Linked DNA regions of Homo sapiens: region 2 is linked to region 1. A link is a contact called in ENCODE Hi-C or POLR2A ChIA-PET data. All regions are on one chromosome and are shown on one strand. The core of a region is the stretch at or near the end of the contact, and the rest is flanking DNA. Distances in the headings are between cores, read along the strand shown.

Region 1 (4,682 bases), core at 1-2,500:
TTCCCGCTCAGCCTCCATAAATCTAATGTCATTTTTTTTTTAATAAGTCCTAGGAGCTGGGCTTCATTCCTCCAGCGGGAGTCCAGTCAGGGTCCTGAAGTTTGCTGGTTCAGGAAAGAACAGGAAAGAGAAAAGCCTTCTGTGCCCAGGCTAAAGCTGTTACATTTCCACAGTGTGGATGCAGTCAGAATCCCTGCACATTCTGGTCATAAGGATTAGAGTCACCAGATGAGGCTCTAAACAGATCGCATCCCTTGGAATTAGAAAGCAGTGGAGACCGGGCGCAGTGACTCACACCTGTGATCGGCACTTCGGAAGGCCGAGGCGGGCAGATCACTGAAGCTCAGGAGTTCAAGACCAGCCTGGGCAACATGGCGAAACTCCATTTCTATAAAAAATACAAAAAAAAAAAAATCTAGCCAGGCGTGGTGGTGCGTGCCTGTAGTCCCAGCTACTTGGGGGGCTGAGGTGGCAGGATCGCTTGAGCCTGGGAGGTTGAGACTGCAGTGAGCCAAGATTGCACCACTGTGCTCCCACCTGGGCAACAGTGAGACCCTGTCTCAAAAAAAAAAAAAAAGGCAGTGGAAATAGAGAAGTAACTTAAAGGTCACACTGACAGAATTTCTGGTTCTGAGCGTCAACTCTCCAGCTGTGATGGCGGAACTGACTGCTTGCTGCCTTTAATTGTCTTGCTCTCTATGGGAAAAAAACAAAAGGGCTTCAGTCTCATGGATGTTATTTGGTGTTTGTAAAGATACGTTTTCTTTTAAACGATTTTCAAAATATGTCTAAATTTTGGTGTTGTGTAATGCATAATGCTTTCTCACCAACAGAAAAAAGGAAAAAAATTGTTTTCAGTTAAACACTACATGTCCTACTTGAACTCCACTGGGACGCTGGTTTGGCATTTACTAAACCACTGAGCACATGGGGTCTTTCAGGATCCTCTCCCTTGGAAGGGCAATGTGTGAGCTAAGGACTGTTTTTTTTCTTACTCTCCAATGTAAATATATGAGTATTTGAGTTTTTAAATCACTTCAACATTATTTGAGCATTTACTTTGTATTTTTACAAACACATAAACACACAGCCGTAGCACTTAGAAGAAAAGAGGCTTTCTAAGCATTCCTTCCTCTGCAGGATATTTGGGATCCTCTTTTCTATGTATGTATATATATAAAAAACTATGAATCACTCACACTCACTCGAAAACTATGCAGGGCTAGGGAGCGTTTATGAGCTACCGGGTAAATGAATTACATGCACTTTGAAGTAAATAGGTTTTCTATTGGGTGTCAACAACGCTGATTTCTCCCAAAACTATAGTTTCTCTTACGGTCTTTTCCTCCTTTACCCTGTGGATATACACTCAGGAATAATCTGACATTTTAGAAAAGCCGAACAGTAGATAGTCTCCAAGATGGGAAACATGTCGTGTGTCTGCACGCCCCGGCAAACTGCCGCCACTCGTTCTGCTGCCTGACTGGTTAGCTGCTGTGCGGGTGCGCTCGGTGACACTGGTGGTGGTGCACGCTCCCGAGCTCCCAGAGTTAACACTAATCTGCAGGTCGGCTGTGCATCGCATTCGAGGCTCCTTTTTTAAAGAGAAAAGCATAGGCCTCTGTTCTCATTTGTAAGAAGTTTGACTCATAATAGAAGACGGTGTCTTTTGAAGCCCAGTCTCTGTCTGTCTTCAGAAACAAAAGTGAATGCCGTCATGTTCCTTGATGTGTGTTTCTGCCACATATGTATGTTGACATGTTCATGTACTGCGCCGGTACTGCAAGTAAGACTCAACAGACCTAATTTGGATGGGGAGAAAAACTCTCATCCCTGACCCTTCCCCCCCCGCAAATGTTAGACCAGAGCTGTTGATCCCACACATTCATTTTTCTGAAAATTCATGAACTATTCTCTCATATCCCTGAAATATAAAAGTAAGTGGCCACTATTCCTAAGATTATTTAGTTTATAAAGTTTGCTTTTAATCATACAATAGCTTACCTGGCTAAAACTTTGCGTATAAAGGGAAAACTTGCTTTAATCTGTGGGATTGCGGACCGATGCGACTTGCAGAAGGTAAACAGGCGTGGGTTTTGTGTGCGTTAGGTTAGGTGTTAGTGGACTTTTAATGTATCTTGTGAAGTATGGTTACTAGGGTAGGTTCAAGAGCTACATGCCTCTGGCTTTTGAACCCATCTATTAAATCTTTTTTAATGCTGTACTAAGATAAATGTGAAGTCTGAGTAAGGTTGCTCTCAGAAAAAAAAAAAAAGCATATATATATATAAAATAAAATTTAGGCCATGGGAACTGGCATTTTACTTGGTATAGGAATTTAATGAGAACCAAATCACAAAAATACCAGATCTCCTTTTGAGATCGTGGACAATCAGGCCTTTGGACAATCACCGCTTCCAGTGCCCGCTGTGCGTTGAGGTTAGAGACCTACCGTTTACACGCTAGAGCCGAGAGGACGTTCAAGTTTCTTAAAGATGCTGTTGGTCTTTTTTCTTATGTTATTGTTTTAGTTTTGTGATTTTGATGAATAATTGAAGTTCAGAGTCACCCGTGGCTCCTAAGGAAAAAACAGCATCATGAAAGGCAAAAAGTATTTGAAACGTAATTGTTTCAATTTTCCACGCCCGTTCTCACATGCCCCCTTTAGCTTTATTTCTGGGAACATGTCACTAGACCTCAGCTAGCCTGACACCGCAATAACCCGTTAGGCTTTGAGGCTTTTCAGTGAATTCTTGACATTTAAATCTTCTTATAGAATTCTTTATGAAGCCTTAACTAATTCTTGTTTTTGCTTCCTCAGAAACTTTTTATTGCATCTGCCATCCTTCATTGGATTTTTGTTTTGGTTTGTTGTTGCCATTCTAGCAATGAGCTTAGTCCTTGTACATCTGCATTAAGGTGCCGATGCAGAAGGCAAATTGGAAACACGCGCCAGCGGCAGTGGGGCTCAAAGCCGACCTCCATGCATCATTCTCTAGAGTTGAAAGGATTGACATTTCTCAGTAACTACCCGGCAAAATATATATTTTCATAATGTTGAATTTGCCTTTTAGGAAAACAATGTTTCATGAAACACTTGTAAGATACTTATTTTGAAATTAATTATAAGGCATTCATATTTTTAGGACTGAATTCAAAGGGAAATGCTTCTTTGACTTTTTTTCATTGTTCGGTTGACTTTCAGCTTTCTGGAGTGACAAAGCAGCAGTGATGGGTGCTATTCCTGGTTCTGTGGTGGTTTACTTTGTCTACTAAGTGATTTACTTTCAAACCTCATTACAGATAATCTTACTAAAAGACTTAACATGCACACTGCTAAAAGGTGTTTTACTGTTTTCCATTAACGCTGTTGTATGAACAATATTTGGTGACATGTTGTCTTTTTGTCCTGTAGATTGTCATATCTGTTATGTAGTTATCCTTTTGGCAAGTCCTTTGATTTTTTTTTCCTCTAGAAAATCCTCAGACTGTCAATCTTCCATATTTTGAATATTATAATGCTGTGGCCATTTCTATAGAAAGATTACTTGCAAGTGTGTGTCTTGAAAATAACCTCTTGTATTTGTGTGTTTATGTGAGTTCTGTCTAAGAGATCAGATAAGCTCTGGAAGCTTCATCATCTGTACCTACATGTAACTGTATCTGGGTTACATGGGCAGGCGGTACCAAGTCCTGCTCTTCGATGGGGTGGCTGAGAGATAAAGGTTCCTGAACTCTCCTTGCTGTGTATGCACCACATCTGTACTTCAGAGAGGTGGAAAATCATCTACAACACTGCGTTTCTTGTGGTTGTGCTGTTACTGGTATAAAGTCAAGTGCCTTCAATGCTAAAGGCTCAGAAATTTTTCTTAAACTGATTTCATGTCCTATGCAAGTGTTTTCTACAACCTGCATAACCAGTACTTTGTAAAACTTGTTTACGCTTCAATTGTACATAGTGATTTTTAAAGAAATATATAGTATTTTTATTTAGGTACCTCCAAACTTGAATTCGTCTGTGTGAAGCATTGTAAAACGATACATTTCTCTTTTGAGTACCATTACAGTTGTACAGAGGTTTTCACTGCTTCTATTTTTCTACTGTTACTGATAAGCATGTAACACTGACTTTATCCTACATATAGTTGGCATTTCAAATAAATGGCTTGTATAGAATCTGCTGAGTTGGATACAGTCTGTTTTAGCAGTGGAGCATACAGTCTTCAATTATAGAAGTCATTGCACCCCTGGAGGGTAGAATTGGGAGGTTTTCTAGGTTGATTTTCTCTGTTTCTAGGATTTCAATCATTCAGAGGCATTTTATCATCATCATCATCATCGTTTTCTCGGAAATCACACATTTTATTCTGAATCATCAAGTTCATTATTTTCTATTATTTCATTGAGACATTTCTGAGAAATTTTATTTTACAAATTTGAGCGGAAAGTTCCTCTCACAGGGGTCTTCAGGATTGCAGGAAGCTCAGCATGGCACCCACGTGAACCAGGCACCTGGATGTGTCCTGCTCTTCAGGGCCCTTCGAGGGTCAGAGACCTGGCCTAGATTCTGAGCTTTGCCTTTGCTTTCACACCCAGGCTCAGTAATATTTTCAATTTCAAAAGGAAATGAGATCATGGTCTAGAGTCTAGGATTCTGGAAAAAAAAAAAAAAAACGCAAAAT
Region 2 (4,602 bases), core at 1,052-3,551, 190 kb before region 1:
CTTTGCCCTCCAAACCCTTAAGACTAAAGCAAAGATAGCTCCTACTACAATTCCTTACTTTAAAGATGGAAACTCTGAGGCACAAAACTATTAAGTTAATTGCCCCGTGTCTCACAATTAATCAGAAGGACATACAAAGCTCAAGTCCACATGTTCTAGCTCCAGATATGGTGTCCTTTTCATCCTCTACAGATGAAAAAAATCTGTTTCACTAACACGTCTAAAATAGCTACTTAAGTCCACTAATTGCTCTACAGAATCAAGTCCATAGATAGATTTTATTCATTGCCCAGGAAAGAGACAAGACAAAGCATCCAGTCCATTTCAAAATGTAACAAGGAAGAGAAAACACAGGAAGAGGACAGTAATACTCACTGGCTTTAGCCTGAAATTACTTACGTAATATGTAACTACACAATCAAATGACAGGTGGTGTTTTTTCCTTTAAAAACCATACTATAATAAAACCACTTGGCTTTATTATAATATCAGGATGTGATATTCTCAAGTGGGAGGTTCTACATGGACTCAAACTATGTTACCATTCCTCAAAACAGAATGCACCCAATTTTTTTCAAAAACCTCTGTAAAAGCAAAACTTAATTTTGAATGTAGATTTAACTTTCAGAAACATGCAAAAAAAATCACAAGAGAGCTTCCTAACTATTTAGAGGAGATGGACTATTTAAAAGTGGGCAATGCTTGTCATTATCATAGCCATCATTTATTGAGTACATTCTATGTGCTAGGCTCATTACTAAACCTTTTATATGTATTCTCTCATTCCCCACAACAACCCCATCAGCATGATTAGCCCAGGTTTACAGATGAGGAAATAAAGTTCAGAGAGGTCAATTATCTTGCCCAAGGTCAAACAGTAGCAAAACTAAGATTGAAACTCAGATCTTCCGGATTCCAAAAAAACATAAAGAAGTAAAAGCACTGGGTGGTAGGTGGGCATGCACAATTTCTAATGAACCATCAATCTGAGAATTCTATAAGCCTTCAGTTTATTTAATTTATCTGGTGAATAAATGACATACTGCATTTTATCATATATAAGATATTGCCCTCAAATAATGAGACTACTGTTTTGTGTGTCTCAAAAACCGGCTTTAGTAGCCATTCCAAAGAAGAATTACAAAGACTTTTAAGTAGTGACAGCATTATCCATATAACGTGTACTGCTTTGGAAGAAAGGAGTCAATCTAGGTGAATAAGTTCTGGTATATTGTTAAAAATTCAAACTTACTGCTTAATAAAAACGTCTTTTATTTACAATCTGAAGTTTAAGCTCCTGAATCCCTCAAGCCCTCAAGTGTACTCGGAAAAAGGCTTCACATTGATCAACCTACCAAGCACACACCGAAGGCCTACTAGTGCGCACTGCAATAAGACAGACTATGGGAACCATATTAGAAACTTACTCCATCCACAAGGAGTTAGCAGGTTGCTTCCAACCACGCACACAGTCAGTCATTACTGGGACAACCAAAATCCTCCGGTGCTATGGGCTGCCCTACAAAGGAAGCCTGCTCTTTGGAACAATAATTAGATCAATTAGGTCATTTTCCCAGAGCTCCTTTCACTTTCTTGTAAGCACCGCATGGTTGTGGTTGGTTTTGACATTGGTGTTGGCATTAGTGAGTTAATTTTCCTCTTGCCTGGCTCCCTGCTCCCTCCCCCTTCTCTCCCTTCTTGCCTCTTCCACCCGAAGTGGAAACTGCAGACTCAAACTCCCCTATGGCTCCAGCACCAAGAACTGGGCATGCTCAGAAGGCCAGGCAGGCTTTGGTTGCAACTGACAGTTCCCCGCCCCTGATTTGCCGCTACCCCCCTTCCCCCACTCCAACAAGAGATACTGAAATGTTTATCTGAAAGATACGAGGCCTCTTTTTCCCGAGAATGACCCCATTTTAATTTCATTTCGCAGGGTCTCTGAGTCTTGAGAAACCCCCGCTGGAGCCCGAGGAAGACCGTATTATTTTTCAGCACCGGGGACAGCGCCGCGCTGCCATTAACGTCCACCCTCCCCCACCTTCTCTCTCCGCCACCCCCCACCCGCCCCAACCTCAGCCCCCACCCCCGCACCAGCACAATGCCAAGGTCTCCCAGCAGCCGCAAACGCCGCAGCTGCAATAGCTCCCAGCCGAGGCCGGGCCGGAATGCCGGGCCGGCTGCTACTTACACTGCTCCGCTTTGGTGGACATGGTGCTGTCCAGTTGGAAAGGCTTTGCCCCAAAATCTGTGTCGTGTGAGCTCCCTCGCTCCGCCAGCGATGTTGCGAGGAAAAGAGTGCATACCCCCCACCCCCCACCCCCTCGCTTTCCCCCTCCCTTAGGCCCGTGTCGCTACCATTCGGACAAAACGCACATCAAATTGCAGAATTCGGTCCCGGAAGGTTAGGAAATCGCCCCCGGAGAAATGGGTGGGATTTAATAGGCGGCCAAAGGCTTCCTGTCCGTCCCCTCCTGGAGCTGCCCGCGTTGATGTGGGCGGGGAGACCGAAAGGAGAGAGCAGGCTGCGGCTCCTGGTGAAATGGGAAAATGGGCTCGACCGGGGGAGGAGTATTTCCATTCATAAGGCGCACGGAGGGGACGGGTGTTTCCCAGAGAAAAGCCTCTTAAAGCGCCGGAGTCCCCGACCATTTGGATCTCCCATTGGCGTTCTCCGGGCCTGTAAATCCTGCTCCCGGAGCAGCCCCCGGAGCCTCAGCAGGGTGACCAGAGAGGGACCCAGGTGCGTCCCACGCTTCGTCTCAACCTCGGGGAGGAAGGAGAGGGAGGCGGATCCGGGGCGGGCTGGAGCGCCGGGGCCGGAGGGCGCGAGGATGTTCCTGAGGACCGCGAGGAAGAAAATGCAGGAGGAACCCTCAGCATGGCTTCCCTGTGCGCTGCGGTCCCTGCCCTCGCCTCCCCTCTGCGATGGGCTCTCCTGCTGATGATTGGGGATGGGAGGTCCCACTGCCAGGGGGCTGTGACAAGACTTTAGAAGTTGGGGCTGAAGGAAGGAGGAGATGTCCACGGATGGTGAAGCTGGAAGGGCCACAGAAAAGGAAGATGAAAGACTGAAGACAGGAAGACCCCAGGTGTGCTCCCTTGCAGCCATCCCAGCTGGACAGGGACACATTAGGAAGCCCCTCGACTGGAAAACCGAAGGCAGCGGGAAAGGAAGGCAATAGACGAGGGCATCGTGCATATTAATAGGAAGATATCCAAAGAATCCACTACAGAATGGAGAGACACTTGGAGTCGGGAAGAACCAGATTCAAGACCCACTTTTACCACTTACTCACTCAAGGACCATCTTCTAATCTCCCTACACCTCCGGTTCTTTATCTGTAAAATGGGAACATTAAAACCTTGCCCTGTCACCTGAAGAGTTACTGGGCAGATCGAATGGATGCGCAAGTCCTTGTAAACTAAAAGTACGGCACAATCCCCAACCATTATGTCCATTCTTCATTCAAATAGTTTAATTTGTTAAAGCTGAGGGGCATGGTCATAGCAGGTTAATTTAGTAAAAGTTACAGGAACAAAACGGTAAGTGTTGACAATGACTTTTAATGCTGATAAATCAATGTTTTCCACCTCAGAGAATAAAAGATCCTATTTAGGGAAAGAATTTTAAATTCTGTGTAATATATCAAACTATTCAGGTGAAATCTTGGACAATTAAGAAAAATATTATGAACAAACATCAAGGAAAGATGCTTCTGAGTAGCAAATAAAAAAATCTACAAATAACAGGGAAACTGCCCATAATGATGCACACACAGCACTCAAGTTTCATGGTATTTGCAAAAATGTTCATAAAGGGTTAGTGAATTGGCTCTTTGGGTTGCATATGTGATTGGACTCTGACATCCTGCTGATTGGCAGGTTGCTCTGGCTAATCAGCTATCATTCCATGTCATTGTTCATTCCCAAAACCACATCCCAAAGAGAAGTTCCATTTATTAGTAAAAGATAAATGATTATGTGAAGCATGATGCCAAAGAGTTCGTTCTGAGTAAAAAGAAATTGGAATCATTCTAAAGAAAATATGAATATAATGAACATTCCTGAGAAGATGACAAACACTTTGTATGACTAAAAGAAAGCTCAATGGGTTATTCAGAAAATTCTTGGAAGCCTGAGGCTTTGATAAAGAAAACAGTAATTGGAAATTAACACACATGAAAAAGAGGTGTCTTGGATAATACAGAAACAAAGGACAAAGTATGTGTTGGAAACCTATTATCCCTTTATCTGCTTAACAATCTTTCATTTGTCATCAATTAACCCTCCCGTTACTGAGTTAAGGGAGAGTATAATGGTGTTAAGTCATGGACTGAGGAGTTAGACAGCCTGGGTTTGAATTCCAGCTTTGCCTCTCATGATCTGTGTAACCTGGTGCAAGTTACTTAACTTCTCCATGCCTCGACTGCCTTACCTGAAAAATGGTCATATCATAGTCACATTAAAGGTTGTCAGGAATAAATAAGTATATATATGAGAATCTAGAACAATGACACATATGAGTGATGGCTGCTATTAGCATTACTGCTGAAACTCCTCAAATGCACCCAATCCATTCAGGTTAGTTCTGATGCTTCGGAG

The links. Hi-C counts contacts between places; a loop is a spot of excess contacts on that map. ChIA-PET counts read pairs that join two places held with the same protein, here RNA polymerase II (POLR2A).
Region 2: a map of chondrocyte shows a loop between it and region 1 (2.0-fold over the local background). The contact joins the promoter of UNC79 here to the enhancer-like site in region 1. A Hi-C loop is called at or near these places in 1 of 168 maps with a recorded cell type or tissue (chondrocyte). POLR2A ChIA-PET finds 5 or more read pairs at or near these places in 2 of 52 experiments (OCI-LY7 and WTC11).

What each region holds. Positions count from the first base shown.
Region 1 is chr14:93,237,044-93,241,725 of GRCh38, reverse strand. It overlaps BTBD7 (BTB domain containing 7), which reads left to right. Exons shown (of 11, transcript NM_001002860.4): 11 at 1-4,176. Among named protein-coding and RNA genes, the nearest start is that of UBR7, 32 kb to the right of the region's middle. Within about 2 kb of position 1,250, at least 3 of the 41 ENCODE cell types and tissues checked have a DNase peak (open chromatin) inside an H3K27ac peak, as active enhancers do.
Region 2 is chr14:93,428,638-93,433,239 of GRCh38, reverse strand. UNC79 (unc-79 subunit of NALCN channel complex) reads right to left here and starts at 2,301. Exons shown (of 52, transcript NM_001395159.1): 1 at 2,189-2,301. The coding sequence starts at 2,210.